Linked DNA regions of Mus musculus: region 2 is linked to region 1. Evidence: chromatin loops called from intact Hi-C (ENCODE). Cell type or tissue: left cerebral cortex. All regions are shown on one strand. Links, peaks and the distances in the headings refer to the core of each region. The heading gives the core; the rest is flanking DNA. Region 1 holds the start of D930020B18Rik (RIKEN cDNA D930020B18 gene). Region 2 holds the start of BC048403 (cDNA sequence BC048403).

Region 1 (14,613 bases), core at 6,614-14,613:
CCCAACACCTCCCTGGGAATTGACATCCTACTTGGCAGAAAGAAACATGAAATCCTGATTGGCAAGTTGGCACATGATGCTAGGCAAGTCAAGTCGCACCCCACCACTGTCGAATGACCCAACCAATGAGGACAGGATAAGTGTACAACAAAGACGTGTTCTCAAGGAAATCTCCTGTCCCTAAATCCTGATTGGTGGAGTAACTGGGCACAGACATTTGTGAATTTCAGGCTTCAAAGCTCTGTAGGTCACAGTTTAGCTTCTGGATCTAGATTGCACCCCCGATTGATCAGTTTTGGGGTGTGTATTCAATAAACCAGCTCAGTTTGACTGAGATGGGTGTCTCAGTGGTTTGTGTGGTGACTTCCAGACCTCACCAATTCCCAGCATCCATATTAGGTGGCTTGCAACCACTTGTGACTTCAGCTCCAAAGGATGAAAACCTCTAACCTCTGAATGCATCCACACACATGACACACACTTGTACTTTCCTGCTTACACACACACACAGAGGCACGCACACACATGAGTCTAACACAGGCTGGCCCCTTTCTCCAGTTCGAATGAGTTTTTGCATGAATTTTCATTTCAGCTGTGAGACTGGTTTAAGAGGCTCTGCAATGTATATGTTCAGCATATTTCACTTCCTCTTCCTTAAGATTTATTACGGCAACATTTATGTGTCTTTTTCATTTGTGAGGATTTCATTAGGTGTTCTACAGCTCGCACCCACAGCTTGTCTACAGTTCATTTATTTAATAACATTGGCCCTTTTCTACAGTTCAAATGGGATTTAAGAATTCTCTTCCAGGAGCTGGCAGGGGTGGTACATGCCTTTAATCCCATCACTTGGGAAGCAGAGGCAGGTGGATTTCTGAGTTCAAGGCCAGCCTGGTCTACAGAGTGAGTTCCAGAACAGTCAGGGCTATACAGAGAAACCCTGTCTTAAAACAAACAAACAAACAAAAATTCTCTTCCAGTTTTGTAAACTCATTCTTTCAGAGCAAATAAGGAAGTTGTATTAGTCAGGGTTCTCTAGAGTCACAGAACTTATGGGTGGTCTCTATATAGTAAGGGGATTTGTTGATGCCTTACAGTCTGTAGTCCAACTCCCAACAATGGTCAGCAGCAGCTGTGAATGGAAGTCCAATGATCTAGCAGTTGCTCAGTCCCACAAGGCAAGCAAGTAAAGAAGAGAGAGTGAACCTTCCTTCTTCCAATGTCCTCATGTAGGTCTCCAGCAGAAGGTGTGGCCCAGAATAAAGGTGTGTGCCACCATGCCTCGATCTGGGACTTACTTTGTCCCAGATGACCTTGAACTCAGAGATCTCCCTGTCTTAATCTTTTGGAATTCATAGCCACTATGCTTCAAGATCTCCATGCCAAGACCCAGGTCAGAAACTTGTATCTCCCAGTCTCCAGATTAGGGTCACTGGTGAGCCTTCCAATTCTGGATTGTAGTTCATTCCAGATATAGTCAAGTTGACAACCAGGAATAGCCACTACAGACGTGTTGTTTGGTCTCGAACTAGAGAAGACCCGAGAGGGATATTAACATCTTATATACTGGCTGCCCTGCACATGAAGGGATACACACTTTCTCATCTCAGATGGTAAGGTAAGATTACAAAATGGCAATCAACACTTGTCCTTTTAGCAGAAGGCATATAGTGGTGAGGTCACATCTTGTCAACAGGTTTGAGTGTGTGTTACACAGTAGACATAGTTCTAAGCATTTATACATTAGTCCTCATATCCACTGTGTGGAAATAGATACTGTTATTAACCTCAGTTTTATTTTTTTAATTTATTTTGTTTTTATTTGTATGTCTGTATTGTATGCCATGTATACGCAGGTGCTCAAGGAGGCCAAAAGAAAGTGTGGGATCTCTTGGCGCTGGAGTCTCGGGCAATTGGGAGCCACCTGACAAGATTCCTCCGGAAGAGCAGTAGATACACAAGGGTATCTCTCTAGCCCTATACCGTTTTATAGCTGAAGAGTCTGGAGTTCATAGATGTCAAGTAGCAGGTGCATGCTTCATATATATATATATATATATATATGTATATGTATATGTATATGTATATGTATATGTATATGTATATGTATATATGCATATATGACGAGTACACTGCAGCTGTCTTCAGACACACTAGAAGAGGGCATCAGGCCCCGGCATAGTCTCACAAGAGACAGCTATATCAGGGTCCTTTCAGCAAAATCTTGCTAGTGTATGCAAAGGTGTCAGTATTTGGAGGCTGATTATGGGATGGATCCCTGGATATGGCAGTCTCTAGATGGTCCATCCTTTTGTCTCAGCTCCAAACTTTGTCTCTGTAACTCCTTCCATGGGTATTTTGTTCCCAATTCTAAGAAGGGGCAAAGTGTCCACACTTTGGTCTTCATTCTTCTTGAGTTTCATGTGTTTTGCAAATTGTATCTTATATCTTGGGTATTCTAAGTTTCTGGGCTAATATCCACTTATCAGTGAGAACATATCATTTGAGTTCTTTTGTGATTGGGTTACCTCCCTCAGGATGATGCCCTCCAGGCCCAACCATTTGCCTAGGAATTTCATAAATTCATTCTTTTTAATAGCTGAGTAGTACTTCATTGTGTAAATGTACCACATTTTTTGTATCCATTCCTCTGTTGAGGGGCATCTGGGTTCTTTCCAGCTTCTGGCTATTATAAATAAGGCTGCTAGCAAATACAGAAGTGGATGCTCACAGTCAGCTATTGGATGGATCACAGGGCCCCCAATGGAGGAGCTAGAGAAAGTACCCAAGGAGCTAAAGGGAATTGCAACCCTATAGGTGGAATAACAATATGAACTAACCAGTACCCTGGAGCTCTTTTCTCTAGCTGCATATGTATCAAAAGATGGCCTAGTCAGCCATCACTGGAAAGAGAGGCCCATTGGACTTGCAAACTTTATATGCCCCAGTACAGGGGAACGCCAGGGCCAAAAAGTGGGAGTGGGGGGGTAGGGGAGTGTGGGGGGAGGGTATGGAGGACTTTTGGGATAGCATTGGAAATGTAAATGAGGAAAATACCTAATGAAAAATATTAAAAAAGAAAAAAAAAAGAAGAGGGCGTCAGATCCCATTACAGATGGTTGTGAGCCACCATGTGGTTGCTGGGATTTGAACTCAGGACCTTTGGAAGAGCAGTGGGTGCTCTTAACTGCTGAGCCATCTCTCCAGCCCAGTAGCTAGTTCTTAAGGACTGAAAGTAGTATTCAGATTCTGTTTTTGTATAATACCTTTTCAATAAACATTTGCAAAAATATATCGAACTGAACTAAAAATAACATAGTCTGATGCTTCTATCCACTGAATTCTGTGTGACATTCTCCGCCAGTGTGCTTCCTAGCAACACTCGTTAAGCTTTAATGCTGTGGTGAGAAGATCATTCACTGTAGGCTCCTTGGCTGGAAAAGAAGCTGAGAGAAGGGCTGGAGAGATGGCTCAGCTGCTACGAGGACTGACTGCTCTTCCGAAAGTCCTGAGTTCAAACCCCAGCAGCCACATGGTGGCTCACAACCATCCATAATGAGATCTGATCCCCTCTTCTGGTGTGTCTGAAGTTAGCGACCACAGGTCTTGAGTTCAATTCCCAGCAACCACATGATGGCTCACAACCATCTGTATAAGCTACAGTGTACTCATATACATAAAATAAATAAATAAATCTTTAAAAAGAAAAGAAGTTGGGAGGATGTGGTGAGTGGGTAGAATTCTATTTTTTTTTTTTTCTTTTGGTTTTCTGAGACAGGATTTCTCTGTGTAGCCCTGGCTGTCCTGGAACTCACTTTGTAGACCAGGCTGGCCTCGAACTCAGAAATCCGCCTGCCTCTGCCTCCCGAGTGCTGGGATTAAAGGCTTGCGCCACCATGCCCGACTTTAGAATTTTTGTCTAGCATGCACCAAACCTTAGTTAGGTTTGATCCCACCATGACATAAAGCTGTAACTAAACTATGATATAAAGCTATAACTAATAACTAAGGTATGCATTGTGCCATGTTTCTTTTTTTTTAAAGAATTATTTATTATTATATTTAAGTACACTGTGGCTGTCTTCAGACACACCAGAAGAGGGTGTCAGATCTCATTACAAATGGTTGTGAGCCACCATGTGGTTGCTGGGATTTGAACTCAAGACCTTAGGAAGAGCAGTCAGTGATTTTAACTGCTGAGCCATCTCTCCAGCCCTGTGCCGTGTTTCCTGCAGCCCCAGCACTGTGGGAGTGGGTGTTTAAAAAGATTAGGAGTTCCAGACCCTTGGGAAAGAAAGGGTTGGAAATTAGAGCAGGCATGCAGTCTTACACTTTTCATTACACTTTTTTTTTTTAAGTTTTAAACATTTATTTAATTTTATGTGCAAGAATAGGTATATCATGTAAGCCCCTGGTGCTCATGGATGTCAAAAATGGAACTGGACTTAGAATGTTGGTGAGTTACTATAGTAGTTTGAAAATTCTTGGCCCATAGGGAGTTCTACTGTTAGGGGGTACGGCCTTGTTGGAGTGGGTGTGGCCTTGTTGGAGGAAGTGTGTCTCTGTGGGCCTGGGCTTTGAAGTTCCACCCAGTGGGGAAGAGTCAGTTTTCTCTTGGCTGTAGTCAGATCAGGATGCAGAACTCTCAGCTCCTCCTGGGCCATGCCTGCCTGGAAGCTGCCATGCTCCCTTCTTGATGATAATAGACTAAACCTCTCAACCTGTAAGCCAGCCCCAATTAAATATTGTCCTTCATAAGAGTTGCCTTGGCCATGGTATCTCTTCACAGCAATAGAAAACCCTAACTAAAACAGTTACCATGTGGATGCTGCAAGTTGAACCCAAGTCCTCTGCAAGAATAAGTGCTCTAAACTGCTGAGCCTCTTTTCAGCTCCTCCCTTTTTATTACATATTCTAATTTATCTTGGAAGTCTGGGAAGGGAATAATAAAGGATATACGGATTACTCCGTGAAAAGAAATCTGGGTGTGTTTTATGTGTATGCGGCTCATGTGTGAGGACGTGGGGTGCACACCTCTGTGTGCCCAAATGTGGGGGTGAGGGGGTGTCAGGTGTCACCTCCCTCATTCTCCATCATAGTTATTGTCTCAAGACAAGGTCTCTCTGAACTGGCTATCCACCCAGCCCTCTTGATCCACTTTCTTCTCCTCCTAAATGTTGGTGTTACAGGCATGGTTCACTCATGTGTAGCTTTTAAAAAGATTCCATTCTATTATTTTATGTGTATGGCTCTTTGCCTCTTGTATATCTGTGTGTCGGCTGCTCTCAGAGGCTTCGGGTCCTTTGAGTTTTAGATCCCCTGGAAGGTTCAGATGTCTGAGAGCTGCGGGTGGTGGCAACTGAATTCCAACCCTCCAGAACTGCAGCAAGGCAGGTGCTCTTAGCCACTGAGTTGCCTTCTAGCCCAGCACCGACTTTTTAGTGTGCTCTTGGACGTTCAGACTCAGGTCCTTATGTTAGCACGGAAGAACTCTACACTCTAAGCCAGCTCCTCCTCGGCCCCAGAGAAGGGTTTTTATTTGTTTCTGTTTTTAATCCATTTGTGTCTTTTTACCTTCTATTGAAAATGAATTTTTCCCCCACAAAGTATATTCTGATTATGTTGCCCCCACCCCTCCAGGTTCTTGTCCACCTCCCCTCTCCTCCTATCCAGATCCCCTCCCTTTCTGTCTGTCGTCTTAGAAAACAGCCCTCTGGGCTGGCCTGTTAAGGTGTATCAGTGAAAAAAGACACAATGAGTAATGCAAAAATGAAAAAAAAAATCCAAGTAGCACAAAAAAAGCCAAAGAAAAAGCATCAGAAACACATGAATTCAGAGACGAACACATTTGCACACATAGGAATCCCATAGAAATGCCAAAAAAAAAAAAAAAAAAAAAAAGGATGCCATAATGTATATACAAAAAACCTGTAAGGTTAAAAAACTCTCTGACTCAACATTATGAGACAAGGAACTTCTGAAGATGCTGTTGGGTTTGTTTTCTGTTGGCATCCTGTTGGGCATGGACCTACCATTAAGGGTATTTGTTCCCCCAGTGAGACTCCCGTGGAGAAAACTTTGCAAGTAGTTATTTATGGTGGAGATAACTTCTAGGTTAGAGATGGAGGCGTGTGTCCACATCTCCTTTTAGCTCTAGGAGCCCATCTGGTGCAGACCCATGCAGGCCCTAGGCATGCTGCATCTGTCTGTGAGTTCATATGCACATCAGTCCTGCTGTGTCCAGAAGGCCTTGTTTCTGTGGTGTTCTTCATCCTCTCTGGCTCTTACAGTCTTTCTGCCTCTGCTTCTGCGGGGTTCCCTGAGTCCTGAGGGAAGGAGGGATTCGATGGAAAGGTTCCAAGGTTGAGAGTTCCAAGGTCCCTTGCTTTGCATATATCCAGAAAAATGTTGTTTTTAATTGGTAGCATTTGCATATTTCCTTAGATTTTGTAGACTTCTGTGTGTTATCTGATTGCTAACTATTATAGATATTTAAATGAACAGTATTCATTAGTACTAAATGGAATAATTAAGAGCTTCTTAAAGCAGTCCCACTTTTGTTTATTATTTTTAAAATGTTATGTGTATACATGTTTTGCCTGCATGTATGTAAGGACACCATTCATGTACAGTGCCCACGCAGGTCTGAAGAGCACACTGGATTCCCCTGGAGCTGGAGTTACAGTTGTGAGTTACTGAGTACTCGTCATCTCTCCAGTGTCACCTTGTGAAGTTTAGATTTGACTCACCTACCACAGATTTCGAATGTCCATGTGCACCGTCTGTCTTAATTTAAATGTGAGTAAATGAGACCTATCGAAAACTAATAAGAAAAATAAAGCAAAATAAAGCAGCTTAGAGATGCCTAGACCCGCTTTTACTTCTTGACATGAAAATAAAAACAAAATGCTGTTCTGGCAGATGATGTAGCTTAGAGGAACAGCCCCTGGTTGTCCTATGTGAGGTGGGAATCCCGGCAACAAAAATAAACAGGCTCAAACAAACGAGTTTAAAATACTGTTCTTTATTGTGTGCAGTGTCTCTGTATTAGTCTCTGAGCTTTGGTCTGAAGCCCAGAAAGCTTAGCTCAGTACTGCTACATCCACTCCAGTAGTGACAAGCGCGACAGACCCCAAAAACCTGGGTGCTGTCCCGAGGCGAAAAGTTCATGGAAACTTAGTCTCCTGGAATCGTGACATCCTGTATAACGAATGCTCCAATGTCCTTGCTTTAGTTGGTAAACGGATCTATGTGCTTTCCCTTAATATTGCTTTATTACAAGTGCTCCTAAGGATTGATATTTTGACATATAGCTAAGTTAGATTCTAGGCAGTCCTTGATCGACTCTAGGCATGGATAGCTAAGTCACTGCCCTACACAGGAATTTACCATTATCTAGGAAGAAGGAAGTTTGTGACCTAAAGAGGAACCAGAGTAGATACTTAGAACTATAGATAGCTGAGTTACACCCATACACAAGTATTTACAATGGCCTAGGGAGAAGGTGGACTATACAATAGATTAGTGTAGGAACTATGACAAGGGCACGGAGCCCTGGCCCCTGGCTTCTAAGATTAAGTGGACCTTAGGTGGAGCTGTTTTTATCCCAGTTGTTAACACTAAATTTTATCCCAGTTGGTTCCTGCCAGTCCTTCCAAGTTTGCATTCCTCTGTTTTGTGTAAGAATCCAGTAACCTCTTTGTACCTTGCCGGTGTGTCACCCAACTTCCCTATTTTCTTCTGTATAAAAAGTTTGATGCTCGATTTGACAAATTACATTCAGATCCAGACTCCCTCGAGTCAAGTCTGTCAATTCCCACTGACTCCTTGCCCACCTGTGACCAGAGACCCTTTCCATACAGACAAGGGACCAAAAGGGTCAGCGGCACAGTACTCCAGGAGTAACTTCAACTTGATACTTTGTAAGGAAGGGGATACTGACAGGACAGTGTCACGTGCCTGTGGAAGTTACTCTACTTAAGATTTCGTGCCATGCCTGTGCATGGTGCCTGAGCCTGGGTCTGTATGTGCTGCTCAGACCAGAGGAAGATGTCAGATCCCTTGGAATGGGGAGCTACAGGAATTTGTGGGAATCCTGCTGTGTGTTGATGTTGGTCTCTGAACTCTGGTCTTCATGATTTTGTGACAAGTGCTCTTTACTGCTGAGCCATTGCCCTAGCACTTGTTTCAAATAGTATTTACTGTTAGGCACGTGCTTTTCTTTCTCTCTGTCTGTCTGTCTGTCTGTCTGTCTGTCTCTGTCTCTGTCTCTGTCTCTCTCTCTCTCTCTCTCTCTCTGTGTGTGTGTGTGTGTGTGTGTGTGTGTGTGTATGTGTGCATTTTAGAGACAGGGTCTCTCTGTGTAACCCTGGCTTTCCTAGAACTCAGTACATAGTATGTAGACCAGGCCAGTCTTGAACTCACAGAAATCTGCCTGCCACTGTCTCTTGAGTGTTAAGATTAAAGGCATGGGGCACCACACCTGGATGGCACCTGATCTTTTGTCTTTGTTTGTTTGTTTGTTTGCTTGCTGTGTTTTCTTGAGAACTCTTTTCTGTAGGCCAGGCTGGTCTTGAGTTTGTAGCAATCCTCCTGCCTCTGCCTACCAATATAGGCAGTGGATGATTACGGGCACATGCCATTATGCCTGCTCCTTCATTTCTTGACCTTGTTACTTCTTTTGAATCAAATCCAGAGTCTTGCTCATGCTGTCAAACTCTTTTACACAGCCTTGACTCTCTCTCTAAATGTCAAGCATTGCTGGTCACGATGGCACTTTGGTATTGGAGCCTTTGCTCTCATTCACAGACAGGGAAACTGAGGTGTTGAGTGTGTGTGTGTGTGGGGGGGGTCCATGAATCACCTCACAAAACATACAAACACCAATCTCAGCAGGACAGGGATAGTTTATTGAGCAAATGCCCCAGGACTCATCTATCAGGGCCACAGTTCAGATTTGGGAACTGAACTGTGACGAGTTAACATCCTACAGGGCTTTTAAAGCCTGCGATCTACAAACATCTATGCTAAGTCATTCCACCAATCAGGGTTTAGGAATAGGGGGATTTCCTTTCCTTAGGAGCCTGTGGTTGTTGTACACTTACCCTGATCCCATTGGTTGGGGTGTTCAACTGTGGCAAGGGACTCGACTTGTCTAATATTCATGTCTTAACGTATCTATACAAGGATGGTACTTGTCTAACATTAGCTTACCAACCAGGATGTCAGCTACCCATGTCTCTTTCTGCCAAGTAGGGTGTCAGTTCCCAGGGAGGTCTTAAGAATTTAATATTTACTTGATCATTACTCAAAATGGAAGTCTTATTACAAAGTTTCTTATATTGGTGCAGGAGTCTCTCTTGTTTGGGGTCCATCCCAGGGACAACTTGTAAAAGCAAATACCATATAAAAGCTTATACGCAGGTGCAGGAAGTACTGTTGAGTGGTTGATTGTGGTCCAGTCTTACTGTGGATACAAAAGCAGTTCTACTGGCTTCTATCGTGATTGGTTCCCAAGGGCACAGAACATAACAGAATATGGAATCAACCTGGGCATGAGAAAGTTTTCTTAAAATGGCAGGCTAGCCAGGTGACAGTTACCTAGCATCAAATTTCACCTAGGCCTTGACCCTGAGATGTTCAAGGTCATTTACAACCGGGTTGGAGGACTACAGTGTGAACCCGGTTTGCCTGCTTTAACATTATGCTCATAAATCCTATTCTTTCAAGTTAATTCAAATTAATTCAGTCTACACTAACCCTGGACTCAAGACATACCGCTCCGTTCTGATGGACGTCGATGTCGTGCCTTTTGAGCTTAGCGCCCCGCAAGGAACCCTCCATTCTCTTGGTGGAAATGGTTATCGAATGCTTGATCACTCAGAATCTATTGTGCTAAAAGTTTCTAGAGTTTGGACAGGCTCAGATGACAAGGAGCGAATACTAATCTCGGGTGTATATGGGTTAGCTACTCTGGAGGGATTTGAAAAAACTGGGGAACAAAAACACTTCAGTGTCATTACTACTTTCTGGCCCTCACTCCTGCTCTTTGGCAGGCTGGGTACTCTCTAGCCCTCACTTCTGCTCTCTTTGGTAGGCCAGGCACGTGTTAGAAGTTGCATTCTATATATGATGAGCCTTAGGCTCAGGAAGGCTAAGTGATATATATATATTTTTTTTTTCCCTAAAACTCTCACAGATAGTGAACAGTGGTATTAGTACTAATCCAATACACCCCCCTCCCCAGCCCCTGGCTCCAAATTCAGCAATTTTTTCCTTTGCAGTTGGTTAATCTCATCCTTGCCATCTGACCTTTGCTGTTTCCCTGGCAACAGAGTGGAACATGGAGAACCTGGAAACCATGACACTGTCTTCTCTGTGAGTCGCCAAGCCTAGATGAGGTCATTAGTACCTCTGTCTTGTGCTTCATCCTAAGGTTTATTAAAGTTGGTGTCTTGGTCACCAAAAGCTAATTGTTTTTCAATGGGTGTTTAAGCACCCACAGCAAGTGCAACACCATTTCTGGAATGCTCCGGGCGTTCTGTTTGTCTTGGTCCCAGGAAGTGGGTATAAAACCAGAAACCCAGAGACAGAACAGTGAGTGGTCTGAAGTCACTTTCTACCTCTGATGTCACAGTTACTGTTATTTGTCACTGAGCTGCTGTGAGGGTAACTATCAGGCAGAGTTGAGGGTCCTTGCCTTTCTATTGGCTTAAAGTGGCAAAGGTCCTTTACCAGCAAAGCTTGTAACCATGGTGAGAGTCAATTTTTATCTATCGGCTGAGGAGTCAGACAGAGCAGATTCTGGGGACACTGAGTGCTAGGCCACACAGAATTTGAGATTCTGCCAGCAGGTGGCACTTCCTCCCCACTCCGAGCAATTACATGCTAAGAAAAGAAACAATGACTTACTCTTTCCCTGCTGTGGTGAGTTGTTCACCATATCTGGTTGTATACTGAGACACATCTATGCTCTTCTCCCATGATGAATTTGGAATTGTTTACAATATTCAGCTCATAATAGTAAAGTATGAAAAGGGAGACTATAAATCACCGTAAGGAACATCAGACTTTATTGAGGTCTGTTAGCAAATAGAGGAATAATATAGTTTCATTGTATCATCTCCATGAATTTACTTTTGAGACAGGGTTTTGCCGTGCATCCCAGAACTCACTAGATTAACAAAGGTAGACCTCCAGTTTATGGCTTGTCCTCAGGCCTGTCTCTGGAATCCTGGACCTACAAATGTGGGCCAGCTCCATCCTCGGGTCTTTCTATGAGTGGGAAGGGGGAGAAAGATGGGTTTTCCGGGGTTTGAAATAAAAATGGAAGCGCACACCTAGGGCAAGTTTCTATTGTGCTTCCTAGCACGCCAACCTAACATACAGCGTTATTCCTGGCCAGCTCGCAAACGTGAAGCAACCCCTTTATTGCTCTGCATCTCTAAGGTTACATAATCACATCCTTCAACCCATCGGCTTCCAGAGGGCCCTTCCACCTGGCATTCATTTTCCGCATCGTTCTAGGCATCGGGGACACAGACGCACGGCTTGTATGGCTTGAGTTACCAAAACAGTTTGTAAGGGTCTTTGGAGACTCCTGCCTCTAAGACAAAGCTTGAAAGTCACAGCAGGCAGTGTTATGGTAATTATAGGATTCTCAACTCCGCAAAATCCCATCGGTTTCAAGTTTCTCTTTAACAGGAAATCAGATTCAAACCGGCCTCCGTTATCAGTGGAGTTTTTAATGTGACCATGTGGCTCAGTAGCTGAAAAGGGGCCGTATTTCTTCCCAGACCCTTGAGTACTTCTCCTTGTCAATCAACACTTTAGTCTTGCTCCGCCCATCGCTGTGTAGGTGAGGACGAAGTTTAGGGGCGGGACCGGGCGGGGCAGGGGGCTCGGGGAACACGACTCCGGAGCTGGTTCCTGAAGCAAGGTCCGGCTCCGGGCACCGGGACGCGCTGGTGGCAGAGGCGGCAGGCGCGCGGCTTTGTGGCGCGCGCGGGTTCCACTGGGTGTCGTGGAGTCGCAGCCACCCAGGATACTCTGCCTGGTCGCGGGTGTCGCATGGCAAGCCCCGCGCGATCCGGCTTCCCCGGGCGCACGAACAGCCGTCTGGACGCGTTCTTGCGGCGGCACCTGCCTCCGGAGGTGTACGACGCGGTCCGCGCCTACGAGCCGTGCATCGTGGTGTCGGACGCCGAGAAGCACACGTTCAAGTACGTGGTGCTCAGCGACCGGCTCATCTACCTGACCGAGAACCCGCCCAAGTCCATCCGGCGGGTAGTGGCTTTGCGGGACGTCGTGGCCATTGACCTGGTGAGGATTGCGGGCGGGCAGGCTCCTTCCTAAACTCTCGCATCCCCCTCTGGCGCTGGAGAAAGGAGGAACACCTTCCCCATCCCGCCCCGGACTTCATCTCTTGTCAGTGAAAGCAGCTGCGTGGAAAAGCTGGGGTTTGATGTAGAATTTCAAATAAACAAGTTCTCCCGTTCTCCTCCTGAAAACCCTCTGCTCCCAAATTGGGCAACAGGTTTGACAACCAGTCTCGCTATAGTGACAAGCCTCTTGTTCATTAAGCACCTACTCCGTGCGGGTACCGTGCTGCACCTCTTCTGCAGGAACGGGAGACCACACCTGTGCAAGCCAGCGCCGCCACGCTTTGTTTACTTTCTTGCCGCTCATGTGTAGTCCACACGTGACTGGTCCAGAAAAAGTGCGTGAGCGAATAATTTGCGTGATGTGCACAGGATCCGTGCGTCTTTCAGGCTGGCCACTTAATTCAAACGGAGTGGGGAAGCTTCCTGGAAGGAGTGTCCTCAGGACTGAGTCTCAAGAGATACAGTCTTGCCCTGGGTTTTAGAGTAGCCACTGTTTCCCTCTCCTCTGGGAATAGATTGACTTTAAGACGCAGCAGCTGATTGGAGGCACAGCCTCCTCTCCTGTTTCTCCTTTTATTGATTGCCTCCAGGTCTCTTTGTCTGAGCTGCTTTCCAGGTGTTCCTAGTTCCTCTGGGACTTGTGTCTAGCCTTTACTCTCGCTTGCCTAAGTCTGTGTCCCCATGGGAGTAGTTGGCAAGGCTGTTGATGAAGCTGTTTTGCCCACAGAACAGTAACTTGGCTTTAACACATTTATAAGAAAATAATACAATTAAATAATTTTCTTTTTAAATTCTACTCAGATGTCGGCTGTGGCTACCTTTGTTTCTTTGAAACTTTTATTACACTTTTTATTTTGTGTGCACGTGTATATTTGTGAGTGTGTGTGTGCGTGTGTGTGTCATGGTGAGAATGTGGAGGTCTGAGGAGTTTGTGTAAGTCAGTTCTCTCAGTTTGTGGGTCTTGGAACTTGAACACAGGTGTTGAGGCTTGGCATTAAGCAAGCAGCTCTCTGAGCTGCTGAGCCAGCTGGCCTGCTCTCTTTTCCTTCCCTTTCCTCTCCTTTCTTTTTTCTTTGAGTAAAAGAAGTAAATCCTTGACATTATTTCCACTCTTTTGAACTAATTAGAAATAAATTGCCATATAAATAAACTGCAGTGTGTGCATGTGTATCCCAGAACCTTGTGCTAGATAAGTGCTCTACCAGCGTACGGCCTTGCAGTCTGAGCAAATGTGCTAGAAAGCTTTTTTGCACCCAGCATTTTTAGCGTCTTTAGTGAAAATATTTGTTGTTTCGACAAAACTGTGATGATTTTTTGATATTGCTATTCTTCCCCAACAGACACAGTCTGTTGGTAGCTGTATATACTACTTTAAGGTGTCAGAGAGAGAGAGAGAGAGAGAGAGAGAGAGAGAGAGAGAAAGCGAGCAGCACAGTAATATTCCTTAGGGTCCAGAAACCCAGAATCAACTCTGTGAAAAGAAGCTCTATAACTTCTCATGCTTTATGGACGGATTTGCCTTTCAGGAATTCAGGAGAGTTTTTTGTTGTTGAAGAGACTCTGGCCAGCCTGTGTGTGGCAAGCATGGCTCTGGCAGGCTTTGCCCTTCTCCCCCATTCCCTCTGCCTGGCAAAAAACAAAACAAAAAACAAAAACGAAAACAACCACCACCACCACCACAACAACAACAAAACATTAGATTACATTCCTAAACTCCCAACGTCACTTCCCTATTTGGCCAATTCCTCCTCCTGAGGCTGACTACCAAGGTCCAGCTAAATTAAAGTATTGAAGTCCAGCAATCAAAAGCCCCCTTTGGCTCACCTAATTAACATGCTCAATTAAAATGAAATACCTTATCCTAACATGGGGTTCCCTATTTTATCTTATAAACCACCGTTTGCCCTTGGGCCACACCTCTCTCCCCTCCATCCAGAGGCAGTCCTTTGCCCCACTCTGGGACAAATACCCCTTCCCCTTTCCCTTGCCTGCCCCCCCCCTTTGGTCTTTCCCCTCTTCCTCCATCACCTATCTCTGTTCCTTATCCCCACCCTCTGTCCCTCTGGGACAAATCTCTTTTGTGCCGAGAACTTGGTCTTGGGGGTCCTGAGCCAATACTTTTCCATTCAGCTGTTTTTGTTTTTGAGATAAGTTTCTCTGTATAGCCCTGGCTGTCCTGGAACTCACGCTGTAGACCAGGCTGGCCTCTAACTCAGAGATCCGCCTGCCT
Region 2 (15,776 bases), core at 7,777-15,776, 99 kb after region 1:
GCAGGAAAGTGCTGGACGGTGAAAGGCAGTCTGTGTTCTGGTTGAGCGAGGCTTACTCCAGAGACCCAGTAGAAAATTCTACAAGGGATGGAACCGTGAGCGACACTCCCAGACACTAGGCTCCTGACACCATGAACCCTCAACTCCATAATCCTGTGGCCATCAGTCACATAGGGCAATGCCCGAAGCTCCTGGTATTCTGGCTGGACTCCACCCCCACAGTTACCTGGATACAGCCAGGTATGCTCCTCCCTACAGTTACCTGGCAACAGCAAGGTAGTCCAGCCCACTATAAAAGGGGCTGCTTGGCCCCTCCCCCCTCTTTCCTCTCTCCTCTCTCAAGTTCTTGTTATCTTACTCTCACCTCTCCTCTCTCTTCATGTGGCCATGGCTGGCCTCTATTTTTCTACCTTCTCTCTCTCTCTGTTTTTTACAATAAAGCTCTAAAACCATGGACTGTCTCCTTTCATCAAGACTCACCATGCTGGAGCGACGGGATAGGCCATCCCTTAAAGAGCCCCGTCTAATCTCCAGCAGGAAGACCTCCCAGCATTTCCAGCTTCCAGACCGGACCAAGGACTCTTGGCCATGTGGGAAGCAACCAGTGCCTCCCCCCGCCCGCTTTTGCCCTTCTGCTCAGGGCCACTGCCGCCCCTGTGCCCCTATCTGTTCTCAGCTCTTCTGAGATGTCCAGTGACGTCCTGAGATGCCCAAGAGCTAGAACCTGTCGTCCCTGGTCTCCATGAGGCCCAGGGACCTCGGACTGCCCCCACCCCCCGTGAACTGGGGTCCCGTGGCTTTCCACAGCCAGACACACACCTATCAGTGTGGAGAACACGCACATTTCAACTCCAGCGTGCGCCCACCCAGTGTCACTGAGCTCTGGCAGGATGTGGATCACCCCCCCCCACACACACACACACCTTTATTTTCCCACATCCTGTGCCCAACAGGAAAGGGGGTATGTGGGGATAATTCTCAGAAGGAAGGAGGGCTAGTCACAGATAGAGAAGCATAAAGCTACAACCCTGGTTGTCCGCACCAGTTCTAAGCTTCCGTGTGCTCGCTTAGGCTGTGCACACACCACATGTCGTCCATCTTCAGGTTGAGTCCTGCTTCTGAGGTTAGATGCACTTGGAAGGTGGATCCCAGGTTGGCGCCATCTGTTTTGTTTCTACTGCCAAACAATTGTGTGCTGTTGGATACATCGGACTTCACCGTAGGAGTACCGCAGCTTCTAGGAACAAACTCTGTGGGCACTGAATGGCCATTGGAGGACAGAAGCTGACTCATTTATCCTTGGATCACTGCTGGGGGGTATGCCCTTGAACCCAACATTCTAGTGGCTGCTCCTTCTGCCTGCACATCTAATTGCTGCAGAGGTAGCAGCTCCCTGGAGACTGGGGTGCCTGGTATGAAACTCAAAGAACCTTTAAAAAGTTATAAAGAAAAATGCTGTCTTAGGGTTTTACTGCTGTGAACAGGCACCATGACCAAGATAACTCTTAAGGACAACATTTAATTGGGGCTGACTTACAGGTTCAGAGGTTCAGTCCATTATTGTCAAGGTGGGAGCATGGCAGCATCTAGGCAGGCATGGTGCAGGAGGAGCTGAGAGTTCTACATCTTCATCTGAAGACTGCTAGCAGAATACTACTGGCTTCCAGGCAGATAGGATGATGGGATGGTCTTAAATCCATGCTCACAGCGACACACCTACTCCAACAAGGCTACACCTTGCCTGGCCAAGCATATTCAAACCATGACAAGTGGTGACACCCCATCATCAAATTATTTTTGTTGCTACTTCATTACAGTAATTTTGCTATGGGGGTTATGAATTAAAATGCAAATAATTTTGGAGACAGAGGTTTGCTAAAGGTGCTGCAACCCCCAGGCTGAGAACCACTGTTGTTCTGTCATGGATCCTGTCTGTGGTAACAATGTAAATGCTAACACTCCAGAGACCTGATCTCTGTGACTACCTGATCAAGTCCAGAAAACTTTGGAGAACTGAGAGAGTCTCCAAGCAAACCTTAGAACACAGAGGTTCCTGGGGCTTCAGAGAGCACAGTTTAGAGGAATGCCCATAGGTAATTTAAGGTTTCTCTCCAGTACTGTCCAACAGGACACTTTGTGATAGCAGCTGTCTGTATCCATGCTGTGTGTCCAGTATAGCAGCCACTGCCCATGGATAGTAATGAATGTCTGAGATGTGGCAGATACAAACATGGGGGAGGGGTATTTCAATTTCCATTAGTTTTGCGCTAGACAGTTTGTTAGTTGACACAATGTTAAGATGACACAAGCTAAAGTCATCCGAGAGGAGAGAATCTCAGTTTAAAAATATCTCAAGATTGCGCTGTATGCAAGCCTATAGGGCATTTTCTTAATTAGTGATTGATAGGGGAAGGCTCAGCCCACTGTGGGTGGTGCTATCCCTAGGCTGGTGGTCCTGGATTCTAAAAGAAGCCATGTGGAGGAAGCTGGTAAACAGTACTGTCCAAGGCCTGTGGATCAGCTCCTGCCTCCAGGTTCCAGCCCTGCTTGAGTTCCTGCCCTGACCTCCTTCAATGAATGACTAAGATGTGGAAGCGTGATGTGGAAGCATGAACCACATAATCCCTCTCTTTCCCATCTCGTCATGGTGTTTCATCCCAACAGCAGTCATCCCAACTAAGACAGTTTGTCATCTCATGTGTTTATAATAAAGCAGCCACCGGATGTAACTGGCTACTTACCTGGGTCAATGCAGCTTAAAAGCAGTATTCAGCAATAGGTAGAGAACAGAAAAAAACAAGTCTGCCTTTCTTGAATTTGGGTTAGCTCCACAGACCCATGACTTTATAATTCCCCAGTCTTGACTCCCAAAGCTCATTATAATTAGATGTGTAGGAAAACAAAATTGGAAGAGCTAATTAAACATAAAAAGAGTGTGTATGTGTTGTTAAACAGATGCTAATTTATTTACATATAAAAGTAAAAGGAATTCAGTTGGAAGTTAGGTGCCAAAGAGCTACGGGATTCATTGCCAATTGGGTAGTGATTTTAGTAAATAATCCCAAAAGACAGTAGAGGAGATTGCTGGACATCAAGAGTGTGGTCCCTCATCAGAAGCTAAGGAAGGTTTCTTGACAAAAATCTTTCTCAATCGCACTCCCAATATAGCAAGAGAGGTATTGAAGTGTCCCTGATATAGTACAACAGAACACACCCGGACAGCAGATTCTCAGCACAAAGGAGAGTTTATTATCTGGAGGGTCAAGGGGGCTACCTCTGAATGGGGGTAGAGATGGTAATGGCCATTTTAAGGTTCTAGCCAGAAAAGAAAGAAAGGGGGTGTCCCTCCCCTGGAGAGGGTTAAGGTGGTGTCTTAGTTAGGGCTTTACTGCTGTGAACAGATACCATGACCAAGGCAAGTCTTATAAAGGACAATATTTAACTGCAGCTGGCTTACAGATTCAGAGGTTCAGCCCATTATCATCAAGGTGGGTGCATGGAAGCATCCAGGCAGGCATGGTGCAGGAGGAGCTGAGAGTTCTACATCTTCACCCGAAGGCTGCTAGTAGAAGACTGATTTCCAGGCAACTAGGGTGAGGATCTTATGCCCACACCCACAGTGACACACCCATTCCAACCAGGTCATACGTATTCCAACAAGGCCACACCTCCTGTAGTGCCACTCCCTAGCCCAAGTATATACAGACCATCACAGGTGGTTGTCTCTGATTGGCTAGGAGAAGAACATGGGCTTTTAGTCAAGTAGCCAGGCACCATTTATTGAGGTAGTGTGCCTTTGGTCACGTAGCCTGGTGGGTTTGAGAAACCGTATCAGGACCAACAGGTAGTGGCACAAACAATTTCAAAATGTCCGAATGATGGGACCGAGTCTCTTACTGCTGGGGTGGAGGCTGTATGTGAGGGCTAGCTCAGAGCCAGCATCCTGTCTCTATTGAGTGCTGGGTTTCGGCTGTGGGCCAACACAGCTAGCTGAAGGAGCAGATCTCAGTCCTCAGCCTTGATTTCTGCACTTTGGCCAAGGTACTTACATGTTCAGTGCTTCCATGTCCCTGAGCTCACCCACCTTGGCTTGTGGGAGAGGTAGTGAAGCACGAAGCACTTGGTACCCCAACCACAGCCTGTCTGTTGATAGTATTATCTTCATAAACTGATCAGAAAGGGGAAGTAAGTCTAAGTAGTAATTAAATATATAATTGCTACCGTGCATTTATCATGGTTATGCTCCTTAAGCCAAAGACTGAATGTCGAACCCCATTTTTGAGAATATTTTTATTCATTGAAAACTCAAGGGGGCTGGAGAGATGGTACACTTATACACAGCATTTTAAGAGGGGCTGGAGAGATGGTACACTTACACACCACACTTTAAGCTTCTGCGTCTGTTTAGCTCCAACGTCCCCAAGTTCCTCAAACTCCATCTCCCTCCCGGACGTCATGTGTGGTTTTTTGTTTTTGTTTTTTTTAATTGAATATTTTCTTTACATTTCAAATGCTATCCCCTTTCCTGGTTCCCCCCACCTCCACAAAACCCCTATCCCATCCCCCCTCCCCCTGCTTCTATGAGGGTACTCCCTCTCCCACCCACACACTCCCACCTCCCTGCCCTGGCATTCCCTTACACTGGGGAATTGAGCCTCAACAGGACCAAGGGTCTCTCCTCCCATTGATGCCCGACAGGGCCATCCTCTGCTACATATGTGGCTGGAGCCATGGGTCCCTCCATGTGTACTCTTTGGTTGGTGGCTTAGTCCCTAGGAGCTCTGGGGCGGGTCTTGTTGGTTGATGTTGTTCCTCCTATGGGGTTGCAAACCCCTTCAGCTCCTTCAGTCCGTTCTCTAGCTCCTCCATTGGGGACCCCATGCTCAGCCCAATGGTTGTCTTCGAGCATCCACCTCTGTATGTGCCAGCCATCATATCTTTTTTTTTTAACTGTAATTCCCAATTAATGGTGCCCATACATGCATGGGTGTGTGGCCATTCACTGGGACACGAGCAGCCAGCAGCCACACTCTGAGAGGAGAAAGAGTGTCCCTTCATCTGATGGGTATGGAACCTGGGGCGGGATTTCCTCATCTGTGCTGGAATTTTGACCACCCTCAGTTTTAATGTCCCCTTTCAGCCAATATGATTTGCTCCATCTAAAGTGGTTATGTCATCGTACTTACTATCACTCTGGGACTTCTCAAAATCCCCTAAGGAACAATAAATAGCAAGTCAGCAGATTCGAGCAGAATTGTTCTTTTGGACCGAATAGGGGAGATTTTGGTTGAAATGCAACAGCAATATTTTTTAGTAATAAAACAGCAACGGCAAGGACCATTAAAGGCTTCTTTGTCTCATGGCATGTTCAGGGTGATTGGTAATTTCTCTACATTAACAATACTGTCATTTGTGCTATCCAGTCTCCAGGGTGACCCCAATGACGCTTGCTTCCTAGCATTCATGTTCTCCTGCTCAAATTAAATGAAGGCTGGCCCTAAATGTGAAAGAGAGATGAACTCCAAGCACAAGCGATAGAAAGCATCGCGGCTCATGCCTTGTCTACTGTATTAATCACTAGCTCCGCGTGAGCCAGCTGCCAAGCTGTGAAGGGATTCAAGCAGCCTGTGGAGAGGCCTGTGTGGCAGCAGTCTGCTAACTCACCAGCATGTCACAGAGTCACCTTGGAAGGAGAGTCTGTGTCTCCAGTAGGTTCTCAGCTGACTTGTGCTCTCGTGGACGCCTGACTAGAGGATGTGCAAGGCTGAGTCACAGTTGCCCAACGGAGCCATTTTTAACTTCCCAGGTTCATTAAAAATTTGAGAGACACTAAATAATTTGTATTGTCTTTGGGGGTTATTTAATTCAAAGCAGTAGATACCTGGGGGGTTGTTTTATATGCAACACTAGATATTTAACATTCATTTCTGCCACTAGGGTATTTGGTTTATAGGCCAAACGTGCAATCAATAATAACATGCAATCTTGCCTTACAATTTTCATGTTCAATATGTCATTAGCTTGTCATGTCATTAAGTCTACATATTTTCTTATAACTTTCTCACAAAACAAGGAGAATTGCCAACCCCATATGTAAAGAACATAGATTCAGTCCACGGTGTATATATTTTTGGGGGGCTATCCCTATACATACTGGGGTTCTCCACAGGAAGAGATGAGGACTATGGTAAGCTAAACACAGCCAATCACCTAACACAAAAGCAAGACAGGGAAGTGATTTGATCTATGGCCTACAAAATGAATAACATGGGCTGAGGAAGAGGGAGACAGCGTTGTCTTCAGCGTGGGATCACTCTGATTGGACAACTCAGGGTCAGCTCTCAGGCTGGGATGAAGAGGCAGGCCAAGGGTGTGAGGACATTCACTGCTTCTGCCTGTGATACACTCAAAGAATAATGAGCGTGTATGTGTGTGTGTGTGTGTGTGTGCACATGCTACATCCACTCCAGTAGTGACTTGCTTGACAGGCTGTGGCATCCCATAGCACGTATGCTCCAATTTTGTCCTTGCGAATGGATCTGTATACTCTCTTTTATTATTGTTTTATTATAGGTGCCTCCAAGCAATGACTTGACAAATACCTAAGCAAAATCGAACTTTGCTTCCTGGCCTTCATCAATGCCCTAGGCAGTCCTTGAGCTGACCCTGGGCTTGGAATTCAGTAAGAATGTTGCCTATTCAGTGACATTCAGAATTGCCTTTAGTATTGTAAGAGAGATAGTGAAAGAAATCAGGCATTACTATCTACTACATAGAGTTAGAAATCTCAGGGCAAGCTTAGCAAAGTAAGTTTAGAATTCTTATTATAGTTATGTATGGCAGACTACATTACTTAATAGTAGAAAGTCCCCCACAAAATCACTTAGAATAACAGCCAAGTCACTCCCATATACAGGAATTTACAATGGTTTAGGAAGTAGACCGGGCTGTGGTTTTAGAGTATTGCATTATTCATGAGAAGGTTAGCTGGAGCAGAACTCCCTAATTAGAACCATGACTTGGGCATGAAAGCCCTTGCCCTAGGAGTGTAAAGACCTCACACCTGGCTTCTAAGACTATAGCTGACCTTAGATAGGGCTGACTTTGTCTCAGTTGTTTTATTGCTCAGTTCCTGCCAGTCTTTATGTTTGCATTCCTCTGTTTAGTATTAGAGTCATTAAGCATCCGGTAACCTCATTGTACCTTGCCAATGCGTCACTTAACTTCCCTATTTTCTTCTGTATAAAACATTTGATGCTCGATTTGACAAATTACATTCACACTCTCCTGTGTTCGCGTCTTTTTGTCACCCCATTCTCACCCACTCTATGCCCATCTGTCCGAGACTCTGATTCTCAGGGATTGAGGTGGGCTGACTGAGCCCGGTCCATGGCAGACACACTCATAAATAAACAAATAAATATGATTTTAAAAGAACAAAGATGGGGCCATATTTTTATTTCAACCTTTGTTACAGTGCTATACGAACATAGCCTGCTGTTTGCACGGAACTGCCAGGAAAGCACACACAGACCAAGAGAACATAGCTAAGAGCCCAGAAACATCCTCTGAATACCTGGTTGTTAATCTTAACAATCCACCCTTTGGTAATTTCACACATGTTTATAGTGTATTTAGATGGTACCAGTGCCTATTCCTCCTTCCAACTCCTCCTGGAATCTGCCCTACACAATGCCTCCTAACTTCCTGTCTTTTTTACTTATTTATTTTTATAACCCCCACCCCCACCCCCCAGGCACAGTGTAGGCCCATCCGCTGGAGCATAAGAAATGTATCATAGGTCACGTCGCTGAGGAAAACGGACTTTCCCTTTCCCAGCAGTGACTGACTGCCGGGAGTTTCACGTGAGCCTCTCTCTGTCCATGTTAGAATGTGGACTGGCTTGATCTAGTGAGGGTCTCAGGCAGATGACCAGAGCTGCTGTGAGTTCATGGGTAGGACAGTCACACCATGTTCAGAGGACAGTTTTGCAGCAACCCTCCCTGTTCTCTGGCTCTTTCTGCCCCCTTGTCTGCATTGGTGGGAAGGAATGGGATACAGATGTCCACTTTTGCCTCGGCACTCCTCAGACACTCATCCTGCTCACCAGTTGTGAATCTCGGCACTGACTGCCGTCACCCACTGGAAAGAATAGTAGTAAGCTCTCCACTAATGCCTGAGTCTGTCCGTCTTCCATAAGAACACAAACATGCCAGGTGGTGGCAGCTCACACCTTTAATCTCAGCACTCAGGAGGCAGAGGCAGGTGGATCTTTGAGTTCGAGCCCAGCCTGGTCTGCAGAGTGAGTTCCAGAACAGCCAGGGCTACACAGAGAAACCCTGTCTCAAAACCCAACCCAACCCAAACAAACAAACAAACAAAACCAAAACTATTGTGTTTCATAAAAAAGAAAAGGAAGTCAGGGTTATGTTTGGTGGTGGTGGTGTGTGTGTGTGAGAAGGGGGGGCTCTGTGGGCCCATGCTAAGATATCCCTTTCCCTGAGGGATCAGCTACACGATGGACAGGTACAGTGTAGAATAGTATTTAGGGCATGGAGAGGGTAGTTGAAGGAGGAGAGACAGAGAGAGAGAGAGAGGGAGAGAGAGAGAGAGAGAGAGAGAGAGAGGAGAGGCCAGTCATGAGCACATGGAGAGAGGGGGAGGGGAATGGGGAGAGAAGGGACAGAGAGAGAGTGAGAGGGAGTAAGGGAGCAAGCAGCCTTAGTTATTACTATTACTATTATTATTATTATTTTATTATTATTATTGGTTCTTCGAGACAGGGTTTCTCTGTATAGCCCTGGCTGTCCTGGAACTCACTTTGTAGACCAGGCTGGCCTCGAACTCAGAAATCCACCTGCCTCTGCCTCCCAAGTGCTGGGATTAAAGGCGTGCCCCACCACACCTGGCTTAGTAGCCTCTTTTATAGTGAGTCAGGTACACCTGGCTGTTGCCAGGTAACTGTGGTGTGGAGCTTGGAAGAAATGCTAACAACAAAGCAAAAGAAAAACATAAACACGCAGGGAAGGGTATCAATGGTTTCTTCAAGAAATGGCTTTGTTTGAAAGCTAAATATCCAAACATAAACCATAGCCTTTTCTAACATCATATTAAAAATTAACTTGAAATGTATTAAAGACATACTTGTGAAACTGAAAGTTGTGAAACTCCCTGCAGAAAACAGAGGAGAAGGTCCCTGACATAGGGCTTTGGCATGACTCAATGACAGTCAGTCACTGACAAAACCAATGACTTTGTTTCAGTGAAGACATCAAAAACATGGGCTACAATGGCAGAATAAGGAAACGGGTTTTGGAGAATCCAAAAGCTTCTGCACAGCCAAGGAAATGATCAGCAAAACAAAAAAGTCACCCTGGGAAAATATGTGCAAGCCCTGCATCTGATCTGACAAGAACTTAATAGCCGAACTATATAAACAGTCGTGCAATGAACACCAAAGAGCAATCTGATGTAAAAATGGGCAGAGGATCTGAGTGTGATGACCTAGATGTCTGAACAAACGGGAGAATTTCAGGGAGCCACCCCTGAAACTGTAGCCTGAGTTACAAAGAAAGAGTCTGTGTCAGAGAGAGAGAGAGAGAGAGAGAGAGAGAGAGAGAGGTTGAGGGTCAGGGAGAGAACTCACTAGACACTCTTCCAAAGGAGACAGACAGACAAGCACATTTAATGTACTTAACATTGACTGGGCAAAGGCAAATCACAGCCACGAAAGGTGGGCTGGAGAGGTGGCTCAGTGGCTAGGGGCACTTGCTTCTCTTACAGAGGTCCCAGGCTTGTTTGTCTCACAACCATCTCTGTTAGTTTGTATATGCTTGTCCCAGGGAGTGTCACTGTTGTGGCCCTGATGGAGTAGGTATGTCACTATGGTTGTAGACTTGGTCATGGTGCCTCTTCACAGTAGTAAAACCCTAACTAAGGCAATCTGTAAGCCCAGTTCTGGAGAATCAAATGTCCCTTTCAGGTTTTGGATATGAGGCATGGACATGGTACTCAGGCATACATATAAGCAAACAGTCATAAAAATAAGTTATATATAAAAACACTTATATATACAAGATAAAAATATGAAATATTATTTCATGTGTCAGAATGGTTATTATAAAAAATAATGAGTATTGAGAGAAGGGAAGCCCAGTCCCACTGGAGGAAATATACACTGCTATAGCCATGATAGAAAATTGTATGGAGTTTCCTAAAACATTAGCGATTGAACTTCCATACAATCCAGCCATCCCACTTGTGGGCACACATCCAAGGGAAATCGGCAACTCTGTCTGATACCCACTGCCCTGGGCTCACTGTAGCAATATTCACCAAGATGAAGAAACAATGTAAATGCTGCTCACTGTAGCTTTATTCCCCATAGCCAAGATGAAGAAACAATGCTGCTCTCTGTAGCTTTATTCCCCATAGCCAAGATGAAGAAACAATGTAAATGCGCAGTCACAGATGAACAGAGAAAGAAAATGTGGTGTAGCCACACAATGGGATATTAGTCATTAAAAGGAAACCTGGCCATTTGTGTGGTCCCATTGATGAACCTGAAGAGGACACGCTGTGTAAAATAAGCCAGAAATAGGAAGATAAGTACTGCATCGTCTTGGTTACATGTAGAATCTAAAACAGATGGACTTTAAGAAACAGTAGAATGGGACTTGCAAGTGGTCGGAGGTTGGGAGAAATGGTCATGTGGATAAAGGGTAGAAACTTTCACTCAATAGACGAGTGATGCTCTGCTCCTCTGATCTAATGGACTCGGTGGTGTCTACAGTCAATACTGTAGTCAGTGTACACCTGCAATACTAACAGGCCCTGCTATCTGTAATCTAGACATGTCAAGCCAAGTTATAGTCATGACTGCAGTGCATAATAAGAGTACCTTCACACTATATATAGCAGCCCTTGAAATTTTGTTTGGGGGCTGTGGGGGCAGGGTTGGGAGGTGGGTCGGTCCATAAGTGACTGCTGTGCAAGGACCTAAAATCAGATCCTCCATAAAAGCTGGGCTTGAGACAAATGTTTGTAACCTGGGCTGTGGGTGGGTCAAGACTGTTGGATCCCTCGAGCTCATAGGCTAGCTAACCTAAACAATCTGTGGGCTCTAGGCTCAACGAGTGACCCGTGTTAAAGAAAAAGGGAGGGGAAAATTAAGAAAGACACCTGAAACAATAATATCCGGTCTCTACATGAAAGCACATACTGAGTATGTGCACTCAAACACACAGGCACACACTCATGTGAACACATGCCCCTACAACACACACACACACACACACACACACACACACACACACACACACACATTCCTGCTTGTTCCAGCCCCACTCACTCTGGCCCAAAGATTTATTTATTTATTATATGTAAGTACACTGTAGCTGTCTTCACACACACCAGAAGAGGGCGTCTGATCTCATTACAGATGGTTGTGAGCCACCATGTGGTTGCCGGGATTTGAACTCAGGACCTCCAGAAGAACAGTCAGTGCTCTTAACTGCTGAGCCATCTCTCCAGCCCACATAACAATATTTGAAACTTATTTTGGGTCTGGGTATCATTGACACACAGTAGGCAGAGGCCTCGGACTATTCAAGACCAACTCTCTCTACACAGACCCTTCAGCAGAAAGAAGTTTCACTTCATAAGGAGTATAGTAGTTAGCCTGCATTCTTTTGAATGGTTCAATTGGGTATAAAAATTGCATTTCATATTTCTCTTGAGACTAGTATGTACATAGCCTTTCAAACACGTGTTTTTGTGTGAGTATACCTGCGTGCTCATGTGGAAGTCAGGGGATAACGTGCAGGACTCAGCACTCCTCATGTAGGTTTCTAGCATCTGACTCAGAGCCTCAGGCAGGGCAGCGAGTGCCCCTACACAGTCATCTCAACAGGTCCATAACCTCTCGTTTTTACTGGTTAGAAAGAGATCTTGGCCCATTAAAACTTAAAACATTAGCCCTTTGTCTGGCATACCCTGTGACTATTTTTCCTAGGTTTGCATTATGTGAGAAGAAGGACTTTTAGGGACTGGGAAGAAAGCCAAAGGAAGATGAAGAGAGGAGTGTAAGAGAGAGAAGGAGAGATGGACATGGTCAAAGCATGATATATTCATGCGTGGAAATGTCCCAGTGAAACTCTCTAATTCGTACAATTTATACGTGAAATATTTCAAAGCACACTTGTGAGCTGAGATGGTTTAGTGTTCTTAAATGTCGTATGAACGTGTGAAGAAACTGCATGACAAAATGCACCGATTTCATGGGAAGTCATTCCTGACTCTGAGAACCCCCGCAAGGAAGCTTCATGGAGTTGGAGATGGATGGGCAACTCTGAAGAGAGTTGTAGCTCTGGAAGCTGACCGACTCATGCAGATCTGACTTAGCCAGGTATGTTAACTGATGGCGTGTGTCGGTTTGAAAACTAGGCGACTAGCTATGAACTCCTGTCTGGCTTCCATCTGACAACCTTGGTGGTGTAAGGGCTGATAAGGCTTCTGGCTCTGATGGACACGCAAGAGCTGACGTCAAGCCCGTGTGACGTCATCCGCGCTAAGGCGCTGGCCTCCAGGGGCCTCCGGAGGGCAGGAGACGTCCCGGGGCTGGAGGTGGCTCCGCTGCAGGTCTCTGGCTCTGGAAGCTCAGGTTCCTAGGCTTGGTAGCCACCTCCACCTTTCACCTCCGCCACGCCCTCTGCGAGCCCCGGGAGCATCCCGCCGCCAGCCGGCTCGCCCGCCCCGCCGCGGGCACGCGCACGCACGCAGCTGCGCACGCGCGTCCCCCTCAGAACCCGGAAGTGCGAGCGGAGCCACGTGGGTGGAGCTGGCGCGCAGGTCGCATGGGGGAGTCTATCCCGCTAGCCGCCCCGGTGCCGGTGGAACAGGCGGTGCTGGAGACGTTCTTCTCTCACCTGGGTATCTTCTCTTACGACAAGGCCAAGGACAATGTGGAGAAGGAACGAGAGGCCAACAAGAGCGCGGGGGGCAGCTGGCTGTCGCTGCTGGCGGCCTTGGCGCACCTGGCCGCGGCTGAGAAGGTCTATCACAGCCTCACCTACCTGGGGCAGAAACTAGGTACCTCCGCCCCGCCCCTGCCCCTGAGGAGGAAGGAAAGGGGGTGCGCTGCCTGGTCTGCTTGGCTTGGGTGCCTCGTCACTCCCAGCGGCAGGCTCCACTCTGCCCAGGTCTCCTCCCACCGGTGCCCCTTCTTCCCTAGTGTGCCGCAAGCTCCGCCCACCGGCCTGTGCCATCGCTGCCTAGGTGGACTGGGAGGATGCTCTTCCCTGGGCATGCTCCAAACCCCGTGGGTTTACGGTTTTGCACCGTGCATGGACTGGTTTCATAAATGACAAGTTAACCAAGTTCTGTGTCCCCGTTCTAACTCACTAGTTAGACCTCACTGCGGTCTGAGGAGCAAAAGCAGGCGATGGAAGCTAGGTGTGTTAATAAATGCTATTTTGTCTGGCCTCTTATACAGAGGGGCGTCCTGTCCCCTCTTCAGATCCTGGCCAGGAAGGGCAGGAATTATGCAAAACCTTAACTGGAGAAGCGTTAAGGGACAGGATAGTGAACACTGCTAGTCCTCATGTAAATTTTAACCCTCAAAATAAGATGCAGGACTACCACTACAAGAAACAGTCGGCTTCATAAAAGCCAAGGGCTGTGCATTCAAAGTATTACCTTTAATAATAATGACAAATGATAGCTGACTACCAAAAAATTGGAATAGGCAGTTGTAATACTTAGGTTTCTTCTTGACCCTTTAGTTATTACAAGTTGGAGGGCCTTTCGTGAGTGAAGGATACACATCTCTGGCATCAAAGAGAGTGAGAGTGTACGTTACATATAGAGTTGATCCCCTTCTATTGCCAGGTAGCTCGCTGAATACTGAACGTTTGGTAAACACTCTGGGCAAAGGACTTTCTGAGATGATAAGGCCTGTAGCTTTTCAAATGATTGTTACTTAGTTATTGGTAAAAAGTGGCCAGAGATTTTACTCTGTTTTTCTCTAATGGGCCCAAAGGTGCAATTGCTATTACAGGGTTACTGTCCTGTTTTCTACAGTGTAGTGAGTTGGGTATGCATTTTATGGGAGGTGGTGGGTCTCAAACCTGAACACACCTGCCTTGAATAACCAGATTGAGTGTGTGTGTGTGTGTGTGTGTGTGTGTGTATATATATATATATACATATATATGTATATATATCCTTTATTCAAAGCATGTACAAATATTATTTATATGATGACTATTCATGTATGCATTTGATATATATCATATATATGATACATTCTAGCAGTAATATCGAAGGTGGATAATATTCTGGCAGTTTGAGATGTTTTAGGCTTCCTCCCTATAAAAACAATGATTGACCCAGGTACCATGATTCTTAACTTTATTGTTGTTTGAGCCCATCCATAGGATTATCCTCCCCATATGTATGTATGTATGTATGTACCAGATATATAGAATGAGAAAGAGCAACTGGGTTTCCTAAAGTCCATATGTGGATCCCAGTAACTAACTAACTAACTAAGTCTGCACTAAGTTTGAATTGTATGCACCAGGATTTTGTGTAAAAAGAACTGGCCACCACGTCTACGAACCTGTACACGTCCTTTCCTGTCTCTGGCTTGGCTTCTGTGAAGTGGTCCTTATTGTATAAAGTGCTGAGTTCTGCTTGAACCTCAGCTGTCTTGTAGGGGAGCCTATCTCTCAGGTCATACCGTGAAACATGACTGGGGGCTCCAGGGCTGACCTCCCTTCTGAGTAAGTGTTCTAAAAATGACATGCTTAAGTCCTTTGTAACTTAAATGCTCAGGTAAATAGTCAGTATAAGTTTTGTCTTTGAATAGTGGTGCATGCATGATATTATGATTATCAGAGAATGGGAAAAATTATGATTTAAAGCAGTAACCATGTATTTTGGAATCCATACAAGTTTCTTTGTGAAGCAAAAATGAAACAATTATACATATTTTTAACATCTTTTGAAGCCTTGCTTGGGCATGGTGGTCCTTGTCCTCAGTCTGCCCACTCAGGAGCTAGAGGCAGGTGTGAGTTTGAGGCCATAGAGCAAGTTCCAAGCCAGCTGGGGTTGCATGGTGAGACCCTGTCTCAAAAGACAAAACAAAAGGGAACGTGGTCTGAGAAGTCTTTACAATTTTTTGAAAGTATAATGGACAAATAAAAATTGTATGTACTTGGCATATCCAAGTTGATGTTTTACTGTGCGTTATGAAAAGAACACCATGAGCAAGGGAGTCCATGGCCTCCACCCCCTCACTCTCTGTGGTCAGAACACTTAATTAACATCTACCGGCTCAGCACATGTCAAGTGAGTCTGCACTGTTGTAGTGGTGCTGCGCACAGGAGCAGGTGGATGGGGGTTAAAGGTCAGCCTGGGTTACAAAGTGAGACCTTGTCTCAAAAGAAAAACAAAAGTCTTTGACCTCTGTCTGAAGCTCTAGCAGCTGGTCCTGATTAAATATGCAAGCATGGGCTTTTAAACCAAGGACAGACCTGACAAGAACCCTCTATCAATGTCCTGGCTTTTTTCCTGAAAAACTGGGTGTGACTTTTATCTTGGCACCTTCTCCGTGCTTTGAGGGCAAACACTAGTTTGGGAAAAGACAGTGGTTCCAATGTGCTGAGTGGGTAGCAGGGACATCTGAGACTGTCATAAGTGCCCACCCTTCATTCATTACAGGAGCACTTCTTCACACCCTGATTGATAAACCTTGGCACGCTCGGAGGTGACTT

The links. A loop is a pair of places that touch in the nucleus more often than their neighbours do. Peaks named below come from ENCODE experiments on the same cell type or tissue, not always from the same donor. Only the 100,000 strongest peaks of a DNase experiment are listed, where the experiment ranks them.
Region 2: it touches region 1 in a loop (4-fold over the local background); 3 of 42 quality-filtered maps call a loop at or near these places.

The regions. Positions count from the first base shown.
Region 1 is chr10:121,629,749-121,644,361 of GRCm38, forward strand. D930020B18Rik (RIKEN cDNA D930020B18 gene) reads left to right here and starts at 11,953. Exons shown (of 13, transcript NM_177335.4): 1 at 11,953-12,321. The coding sequence starts at 12,070. In left cerebral cortex, for the core only: CTCF peaks have their summits at 10,844 (motif pointing right) and 11,043; DNase peaks (open chromatin) are centred at 10,003, 10,848, 11,553 and 11,966; H3K4me3 peaks cover 1,091 bases.
Region 2 is chr10:121,727,122-121,742,897 of GRCm38, forward strand. It overlaps BC048403 (cDNA sequence BC048403), which reads left to right and starts at 12,809. Exons shown (of 3, transcript NM_173022.3): 1 at 12,809-13,089. The coding sequence starts at 12,855. In left cerebral cortex, for the core only: CTCF peaks have their summits at 12,572 (motif pointing right) and 12,781; DNase peaks (open chromatin) are centred at 12,575, 12,761 and 13,253; H3K4me3 peaks cover 1,504 bases; H3K27ac peaks cover 1,094 bases.